Linked DNA regions of Mus musculus: region 2 is linked to region 1. The links are chromatin contacts, found by Hi-C or POLR2A ChIA-PET in ENCODE. All regions are on one chromosome and are shown on one strand. The core of a region is the stretch at or near the end of the contact, and the rest is flanking DNA. Distances in the headings are between cores, read along the strand shown.

Region 1 (4,463 bases), core at 428-2,927:
AGTTCCTTTTTGACTTCCAAAGCTGTGATCTTAGAAGCCCAGAAAGAAGGCTGGAGGGCTGGCTTGGTGTGTAAGAGCACTGGCTGTTCTTGCAAAGCACCCAGGTGCACACAGTGCACCGACATAGATACAGGCAAAACACCAATATGTGAAAAATAAAACAACAGCAATCTTTTAAAAAATTAAAAAATAAAAAAAGTTGTTTTGAAAGAAAGAACACAGGAATCCCCTTCACAAAGAACTACAGAGCAATTTCCTTCCTTAGTGTGAAGTGCGGTGTTCCAGGGACAAAAAGCCCTTGCTAAAGAAATTAAATATTAATGACAGAATTTTAGAGAGCAAATGGGGTGCAGGAGTGGGCAGAAGTCTTGGCTGGGGTACCTGAAGCTGGGGGGCTGGGGACCAAACAAACTGTTGCCTCTTCTAGTGATTGGCTGAGTGGATTCTGCTAAGTAGTCACCACAGCCACGTGCTTCCAACAAGGAGCGTGGAGCACCCAGGAAACGTGCTCCCAACAAGGAGTGAGTGTGGAGCACCCAGGAGCCGGAGCCCGCATGCAGCTTGGGCTCCTGCTGGCTCCTCGTTTGGAAGCCCTGGCTCTCCATCAGGACCATCAGTGGCTAGGAGCACCTGGAGGACAGGCCTCCAAGGCACAGTAAGGTGGGCCAGGGATGACCTCACTCGGCCTTTGGACCTTCCCCTAGCTGCTGCTCCCAAGGCCACCAGCACAGGGCGCCAAACAGGAACCAGCCCCACCCTTAAAAACAAAAGAAAGCAGCTGGGCTCAGCTGGGAGCGGGTTCTGGGCTAAGTCTGTTGCTTCCAGTCTGAACCAGAGATTGGCCAAGTTTGATCTAGGTCATTGGAGCAGCAGTCCTGACCGTCCACTCTGACTTCCCGAAGGGAGGGGAGGAAAAAGAGCGGCTTGCAGGACAGACACGCCCCCTCCACACACCCACAGCTTCTGCCTGCTGAGCAGTCTTGAAAACTAGAGCCCAAAGAGGCCTGTCATCTGTCTCCATTTTCCTCCTTCGGACCCACATTGGACAGACTTCACACACTGGCTAGCATATCCTGGCCTTTTCTTTCAGTCAGGTATCCATGTGTAGGGCACAAACTTCACATTCATCCTTAGGAATGGCTTATCTGTGTCACTAGCTCCTCCCCGCCTGCTTTCCCCATCCCATCTCCGTACACTCTTCAGAGCCCACCAGCCTCCCTCCCTGTCTTACTTGCACCAAAAGGTCAGAATCAGGGAAGAACAACAGTCCCCACATCAGCCCCCATACACAGAACGTGGCTGATCTGGGGCTTTCCAGTCCGATGGGCTGGGACTTCCCTTAAGCTCCCAGATGACAGAGCTAAAGCAGTTTCCCTGCCACAGATGGCTTTTTGGAAAAGAGGGGATCATCTTTGGTTGCCACCAGTAGCCCATCCTGAAGCCAGAAGACTGACTTAATCCAGCCCGACTCTTCCCCTCAATACACCGAGCCCCCGAGATAGATTTCATCCTGACTCGCTCTCGGCCTCTCTCCACCCTAAGACCTGCAAGAACTAGCAGGGCAGTGAGTTGGGCAGAGAGAGAGTGGGAGGGAGCAGGATTCATTCCGCGGCTGGGATATGCTGATCCAGGCAGGAGGCGGGGCCTGCACAGCTGCAGGCAGCCCCCCTGCCCTGAGCCCGTGAATGGGCATGCACCCTCCCGCCTGCCTGAACTGCTCCTGAAACAGTTGGTCCTAATGAACACTGCGCAGGCAGGGCAGCTGTGGGCATTATCCATATGCATGGGAGGTGTATATTTATCCTCACATCCCACTCCACTCTGCAGCTGCCGCCATCTCCTGTGCCAGGAGAGTGAGCGGGTACCAGGGCCCAGGCTGCTCTTCCCACCCCCACCCCACGTCCTAGCCTTCCCTGGCTAACCCACACCACAGCCTCCACTTGACCCATTTAGAGGCAGAAGTGCGTGTGTGTGTGTGTGTGTGTGTGTGTGTGCGCGCGCGTTTGTACGCACTCAAATGTGTGAGTGTATTTGAGAGCGAGTGTAAGACAGTGCGCACACATCCAGTTGGCGCTTTTGATTTCCTCTGAAGCCTCTTGATTGCAGGCACACAATGGCATCTTGCTGCCTGCCCTGCTCCCTCAGCAGCCTGGGGTTCTGTGCTGCCTCCTCCCTAGAGCTGAGATTTTTCTGCTGACTCTGGGCACAGGGTTGACAAACCAGGAAGAGAAGCCTGAACTAGGCTCCCACCCTTGACCCTGGTCCTTTCTAAGCCCCCATATCCACAGTGGCTTGTATTCCTTATCTCTCCCCACATTCTCTCCTGCTTCTGGCCCCTCCTCCCTGTGGAGGTCAGAGCTATTGTGCAAAAAGGCAGTCCCCTGCCTGAAACCTGCTTTCCAGGTTTCTAGGGCTCTCAAGCTCAAAACAAATCCTCCTCCTCCCCCTCCTCCTCCTCTTCCTTCACCCCCCTTCTTCCTTTTCTCTTCCTCTTCCTTTTCCCTTCCTCTTCCTCTTCCTCCTTCTCTTTTCAAACAGAGTCTCTATATAGCCACTGGATCACCACATGGACCCTACATTCTATTTATTATATGTAACTACACTGTAGCTGTCTTCAGACACTCCAGAAGAGTCAGATCTCCTTACGGATGGTTGTGAGCCACCATGTGGTTGCTGGGATTTGAACTCCTGACCTTCAGAAGAGCAGTCGGGTGCTCTTACCCACTGAGCCATCTCACCAGCCCGGACCCTACATTCTAAATGAGCTCTCCTCCTTGCCCTCCGCTAGAACTCCCACACCTGCTCCAAGAGTGAACGTCTCTCTCCTTTGTGCCTCTCTGTTTTATCTCTCCTTTGGGACATGATTAAGCGCCGCCTGCGTAGAAGCTGAGGGCTACCACTGCTTAGGTTAGGAACTTGGTTCTCCTGCCCTTATTCATTGAGCAAGTATCTCCGGAGCAGAAGCAAAACTCTTACAGTGGCCTCAAGTTCCCTCACTGTCTGGATGACCTCATCGTTCACTACCCTGTTCCTCCCTCACTCTTTCCAACCACATTCACCCCCTGACTCTTCCTGAAATGAACTTCTGCCGGAAAGCTGCGAGCTCATTTCTCCCGCCCGCCCTGCTTGCTATTGCTTCAAATAGCTCCGGATTTGACCCTCACATGCATACATTCTTGAAGTTTTCTTTCTTCCTTCCTTTCATTCTTTTTCTCTTTCCTTCCTTCTTTCTTTCTCTCTTCCTCTCTCTCTCTCTCTCTCTCTCTCTCTCTCTCTCTCTCTCTCTCTCTCTTTCTTTCTTTTTGACAGTGTTTTCTCTGCTTAGCCCTGACTGTCCTATCCTAGAACTTGCTCTGTAGACCAGGCTGGCCTCAAAATCAGAGGTCTGCCTGCCTCTTCCTCCCAAGTGCTGGCATTGAAAGTGTGTGCTACTATCACCCCAGTATTTTTGAAGTTTTCTGCTCAGTAGAGCCTACCTACCTAGCTCCCTGTATAAGAACCTACAGACCACCCCCCTCCTTCTCATAGCCCCACCCCCTAACTCACTTTCATTTTCCTTGGTGGTATTTGCTGCTAACCCATGATTACTTATTTACTGTTGTCATCTGCCTCTTCCTCATTAGATTATCAGCTCTAAGATGGGCAGAGGTCATGTTCAGTGGCATTCTAACACTGGAGTGATGCCCAAGACCAAAAGGATCTCAGTGGATATTTGCTGCCTGAATGAATGAATGAATGAATGGCACAGTGCTAGACTCTGAACCATCAAAGATGACTAATATTGCATGTTTTCACAGGGAGTCATATCCTAGCTGGAAATGTAAGCCCTAAAGTTTGTACCCTGACATTTAAGCCACAATTAGATTTTTTTTTTTTTTCAAGATAGGGTTTCTGTGTAGTTCTGGCTATCCTGGAACATACTCTGTAGCCCAGACTGGCCTCAAACTCACAGAGATCCTCCTGCCTCCTGAGTACTGGGACTAAAGGTGTGCACCACTACCACCGGCTTTTTCTTTGTCTTTTTCTTCTTTAACTTGTGTATAAGTATGAGCAGAGTCTCTGGCCTGGAGCTAGAGTCACAGAGACGATATGCTCTGAATCCTGGGGCCAGTTCTCTAGCCCTGTGAATCACAGTTAGACTGTGAAGGAAGGCAACAGCATGCACAGGAAATGAACCTTTGACCTACAAAGAAGGAAGGGTCTGAAGCCCAAAGCCACTGGGACCTGGGACCATGTGGACTGTTGGTAGACTGATCCTAAGTATATGGTTTAGTGGGTAAAACCTGGAGTGCCACAGCTGGCAGGGAGGGTTCACTGGTAGATCCCTATTAGGCTACAAGCTGTCCATTTGCATCCATGCCTCCTCCTGTATGATGCCCTGCAGCAGGGACGCATATGGACAGTGTTTGATACCAACATCCAACTGACAAACAGGACATCCATATGTCACATGACTCCCCGCC
Region 2 (4,581 bases), core at 2,029-4,528, 95 kb before region 1:
AAATAACTCTCTGGGTGTCTATGTGTGATCTGAGATTGAACTCATCAGCCCCATCATGCTAGACACGGGCTCTCCTACTGGGCTCTACCACACCCCCAGCCCAGCACTGACTCCAACAGTTTCAAAGGGAACAGAGTCACTTTTTGGTAACTTAGACTGCAAATCCACTATAATTCCCTCAACTCAAGAGTCCATATGGTTCATCTTTGTCTAATTTCCCGCAGTTCTTTTCCCTCCGTGAGACTTACCAAAGGCCTCCATGACAGTAATACTGCTGGGCATGACCCATGTAAGCCAAAAAGGATTTCTGTAAATTACCATCTTGAGCCCACTTAGGATGCACAGCGCCGAGCACAGTAAGGTGCCGCGCTCGAGCTACCCAACCATTTAGACTCCAACCAGACACAGCGCGCGCGCACAGCACCCAGCACAGTGGGGCACCACACGTGCTGCCTGACCATCAGACTCCAGCCAGACACAGTGTGCTCCCTCCAGGTCACAGCTGATGGCCAAGGTCACATCGACTTTCCTGACAAGAAAATGAATATACCAAGCAGGCTGAGCCATTACATGAGACTCCTGTAAGGACAGACCCCCTACTTTATTGCTGAGAAGACAAAAGGCTGGTATACTGAGTGGTTATCTCTGTGGGTGTCTGGAGCCCAGAGAGCCACGCTGGGGCAAATAATGTATTTTCAAGATACACTCAGTCCATTGTAAGCCCTCACAAACGGGCTGAACTGCCAGACAGATGAGACTGGACATCAAAGACCAGTGAGCTGGCTTTCAACCCCTTCCCCTCATTTCCTCAGTTTCCTGGCAACCACTGGGAACCAGAAAACATGTTAAACACAATTTAACTTTGGCAAGCAAACTAGGAAATACGTCTCCAGTCTCTCCTGGACAGCTCTAGTCTGTACCAACCACACAAGACAGACGGGCACCTGCAGTTCTCGGGAAAGAGTGCTATGATGTCAATGCTCCTGGGTATCTATCTCACACCCACTGACCACCCACGGAGTGCCAGGCAGTGAGTGTTCCCAGCGCCAGGGATACCACCATTAGATAACTCCCACGCCTTGCTTTGATGGCTTACAGAATTATTGCATATTTCTTTTTGTTTGATGGGAGTGGGGGTTGAGGCAGGATATCAAATAACCCTTACTGGCTTTGAACTCAACACTTAGCCAAGGATGCCCTGATCTTCCTGTATCTACCTCCCGAATGCTGGGATTGCAGGCTGGCTCGGGCCATCATCATGCCTGCACTCCACCGCAGCCCTCTTTGAGACAGGGTCTCATACAGCCCAGGCTGGCCACAGACTCACTATATACAGCTATATACAGCTAAAAAGAACCCTGACCTCTGACGCTCCTGCCTCCACCTTCCTGGCTCTAGGCTCAGAAGGGTGTGCCACACCTGTGGTGGTGAGGACAGAACCCAAGATATCACGTATGCCAAGCAAGCTCTCTACCAACTGAGCCATATGTCCAACCCCTGCATTTCTAAACAATATTCATCAATGGCAACTTCAATGGCGACTTGGGAAGGAGTAAAACTGTCAGGATCAACCTTCTGTGGATCCTGCACCAGACAGGGCTTCTAGTCAAGGGGCTGCCGGGGCGCATCTAAGATTATACATGTCTGAGCACAAGGAGGCATTTTACCAAGAACAGCATCAAATGCTCTGGAAAAAGTGCTGACAAGTGTTCACACTAACCCAGTTCTTGCCTCAGCCCGCTGGTGACTAACCGTCCCTAAACACTGAGATCCGGGGGTGAGGACAGAAAAGAAGGGGGGCTAGCTAATTCAGGCACTCTCAGGGAGGTGAGCTCACTTTCTGCCATGCCCTAGAAATATTACAACCCAGTGACAAACATCATCACCACAACCCGGTCCTTTGGGGTTTTAAGGAGCAAGATGGCCATGGCTGCCGGGCTGGGGGTGGGGCTGGGAGAGTCTTTTCTCAAGTGATCCAGGCTCATAGTGGAAAGTGAGCCCAAAATAAAGTCCTCCCTCAAGTAATCTCCGTCATCTTCCTGTCAAGGCAGAATTAAATTGAACGCAGAGCTTACCAACTTAAAAAGGAAGCCACACTACACTAGAACTAGGCAGGATCAGCTGTCACAATGCTCTAAGCTAACACCGCTTGCTGCCCCGGAGCGCTGTTAGTGTCCTATTGGCTCAGCCCTCTCCTCCCCAGAGAACCCTCCAAGATAGCACTGCCAAAAACCCTTACCCCTTGGGTTCTGGTTAGCTTTCTATTTTGAGACATATTGCAACAGCATATATATTCAGAGACATTACTCTTTGATGTGGTCTAAGCCTTCTGACAGCGTGTTTCCAGACAATGCGTACATCTCTATTTACACTTCAGGTTATCTGTTTTATCGTAACCTGAGTCACACTCAGGCACTCTACCTCAACGCCACAACCCAGGATATAGGGTGACTGTCCCTACTTGGTGGCAGTAGCTGAAGCATACAGCACTCAGCTAGCTGTGGGACAGTAAGATTTTAAATGAAGGCTCTGGCTTTAAGGGGTTTTTTTATGATACAAGAGTCAAGATACCAAAAGACCAGAGCTACCAAGAGGGAGAAATATGGATCTAAGAAGTAGCTGTGAGGATAAGGTGACTGTCAAGCATAGAGCATACAGACAGCCTGGTGGGGTTGAAGAATGCCTTAGAAGACTCACACGGGGGCTGACAGCAGTGTGCGCGGTAGTCATGGCCTTGGCACACAGTTTGCGAACTGAGTTCTATGAGGTAAATGACCGGCCAAGTCTAAGGTTCTCATTTGTTCTCAATATGTAACAGTGCCCATACAGGACCAAGCTGGAGATACTCCTGGGACATTGTGGAACAGCGGTCATGGGACCCTCTGATAGGAGAGTGGAGGTCTAGGGGTGTCTGTCAGTCAAGGATGTGAAGAGAGAATGGCGCTGTCAGAACAGGACAGCTGCCAGGCCTCAGGGCAGTAGGTGCTCTCGCAGGCCCCCAAGACAGCCTCCTTTCCAGAGGTTTGGGCAACACAAAACATCCAAACTTTTGATTTTTCTTAGCGTCGAGCACAGACCCATTTATTCACTTGAAGAAAAAGAGTAGCACGGAAGTTGGGGGTGGGGGCACTTCTCAATACGCATAAAGCTATGCGCTAACAAAATGATCCTGAAGTGATTATCGTGGGAGATGCCACGGGTCAGATTGCACCCCAGACAAACATTCACAGACTGCTGCCAAGCGGCCACGCAGGAGTCTGCTCAGCTGCCAGAAACCAAGAATCCTGGCTTATCTGTGTCCGGGAGCTGGACAAGGGCAGACGCTCAGCATACGTGCTGAGGCAGGAAACGTACACCTCGCGCGAGCGCACACACACGGAGGAGTTCTGTGAGTCACACGACTTGCTCCTTCCTCAAAGCATCCTGAAAGCCCAAGACTCCTCTCTTCTTCCGGGCCTTTCAGGGAAGGTGGCTGAGCAGAGTCCTTAGCTGCAATAGGTAGCCTCGCGCTCCACATCAAGTAACATTCACATCTCCAGAAAAGGAAGCTTCAGCAGAGACTGAGAGTCCCAATGTCCCAGATGGGAAAACCTAAGTTTGAGTGAAATGAGGTAACTCATTTAGGGTGCCCCCCCCCAGCCCCAGGAGATGGAGCGAGCACTTCACCCAGGCCTACGTGGCTCCGCAATGGCTTTGGCACGCAGAAATCGTATTTTGATATAAATTAAAATTGTCTCCCAGACTCATTTGGGAACCTCATACCCAACAGCTGCCTCCAGCCACCAGGAGGAAGTGTGATGAAGAATTCTGATTGACAGCTCTAGTCTATGTGCTGTCAAAGCAAGCGGGAAGTTTCCTCACCCTCCTTACCCGGTTTTGGACAAAGACAAGCACACACGGAGACAAACACAGGCGCTGCGTAATAAAGAAAAGGGCTGGGTAGAGACGTCAGCCTAAGAGCTCCTGAGGAAGAATGGCGCAAGAAGCAGCTGCAAGAACGGAAGAGGAGCTCGTGTGTGTGTGTGTGTGTGTGTGTGTGTGTGTGTGTGTGTGTATGGGGGGTAAGCACACTCTGTGGAGCCCAGTATGATGGACACACACAGAACATGTGAGGAAGAAAGAAAAGGAGGCAAGAATCAAAGCAAGGCAGTGCGTGTCTGTAAGCCTAGTATTCGGGAGGCAGAGGCAGGAGGATTACTACAACTTTGAGGTCCCTGTGGCATCCATGTAGCTCAGGATGCCCTTCAGTGGTCCTACGGTCTCAGCCTTCCCCTCATGCTGGGATAGGCATGGGCCTCGGATCCTGCTTTAATCTCCATGTTTTCATGGAGGGAAGGACGTCAGAGTTACACAAGCTAAAACTCACTGACAGTTCCCACTTCTGCAACCCAGTAAGAGAATGCTTCTGGACTGGAACGATCAGTCCGCAGACACTCACTTGATGGGTGGGTGTCTGCTATCTTGGGTCTAGAGCTTACTGAAGCTCCTGGTGACTCTAGGCATCACTGACGAAGAACAGACACTTCCAGGAGCACGACTTGTTCAAGGGGGACAGAAGAGTCTACTTTTGTGCCAAAATCT

Evidence for each region. Hi-C counts contacts between places; a loop is a spot of excess contacts on that map. ChIA-PET counts read pairs that join two places held with the same protein, here RNA polymerase II (POLR2A).
Region 2: a map of regulatory T cell shows a loop between it and region 1 (2.1-fold over the local background). The contact joins two enhancer-like sites. A Hi-C loop is called at or near these places in 1 of 37 maps with a recorded cell type or tissue (regulatory T cell). POLR2A ChIA-PET finds 5 or more read pairs at or near these places in 2 of 5 experiments (both embryonic stem cell).

Annotation. Positions count from the first base shown.
Region 1 is chr19:46,521,184-46,525,646 of GRCm38, reverse strand. No RefSeq gene overlaps it. Among named protein-coding and RNA genes, the nearest start is that of Trim8, 22 kb to the right of the region's middle. Within about 2 kb of position 1,677, at least 2 of the 3 ENCODE cell types and tissues checked have a DNase peak (open chromatin) inside an H3K27ac peak, as active enhancers do.
Region 2 is chr19:46,617,866-46,622,446 of GRCm38, reverse strand. All of the region lies in intron 2 of Wbp1l (WW domain binding protein 1 like), which reads right to left. Among named protein-coding and RNA genes, the nearest start is that of Wbp1l, 21 kb to the right of the region's middle. Within about 2 kb of position 3,278, at least 2 of the 3 ENCODE cell types and tissues checked have a DNase peak (open chromatin) inside an H3K27ac peak, as active enhancers do.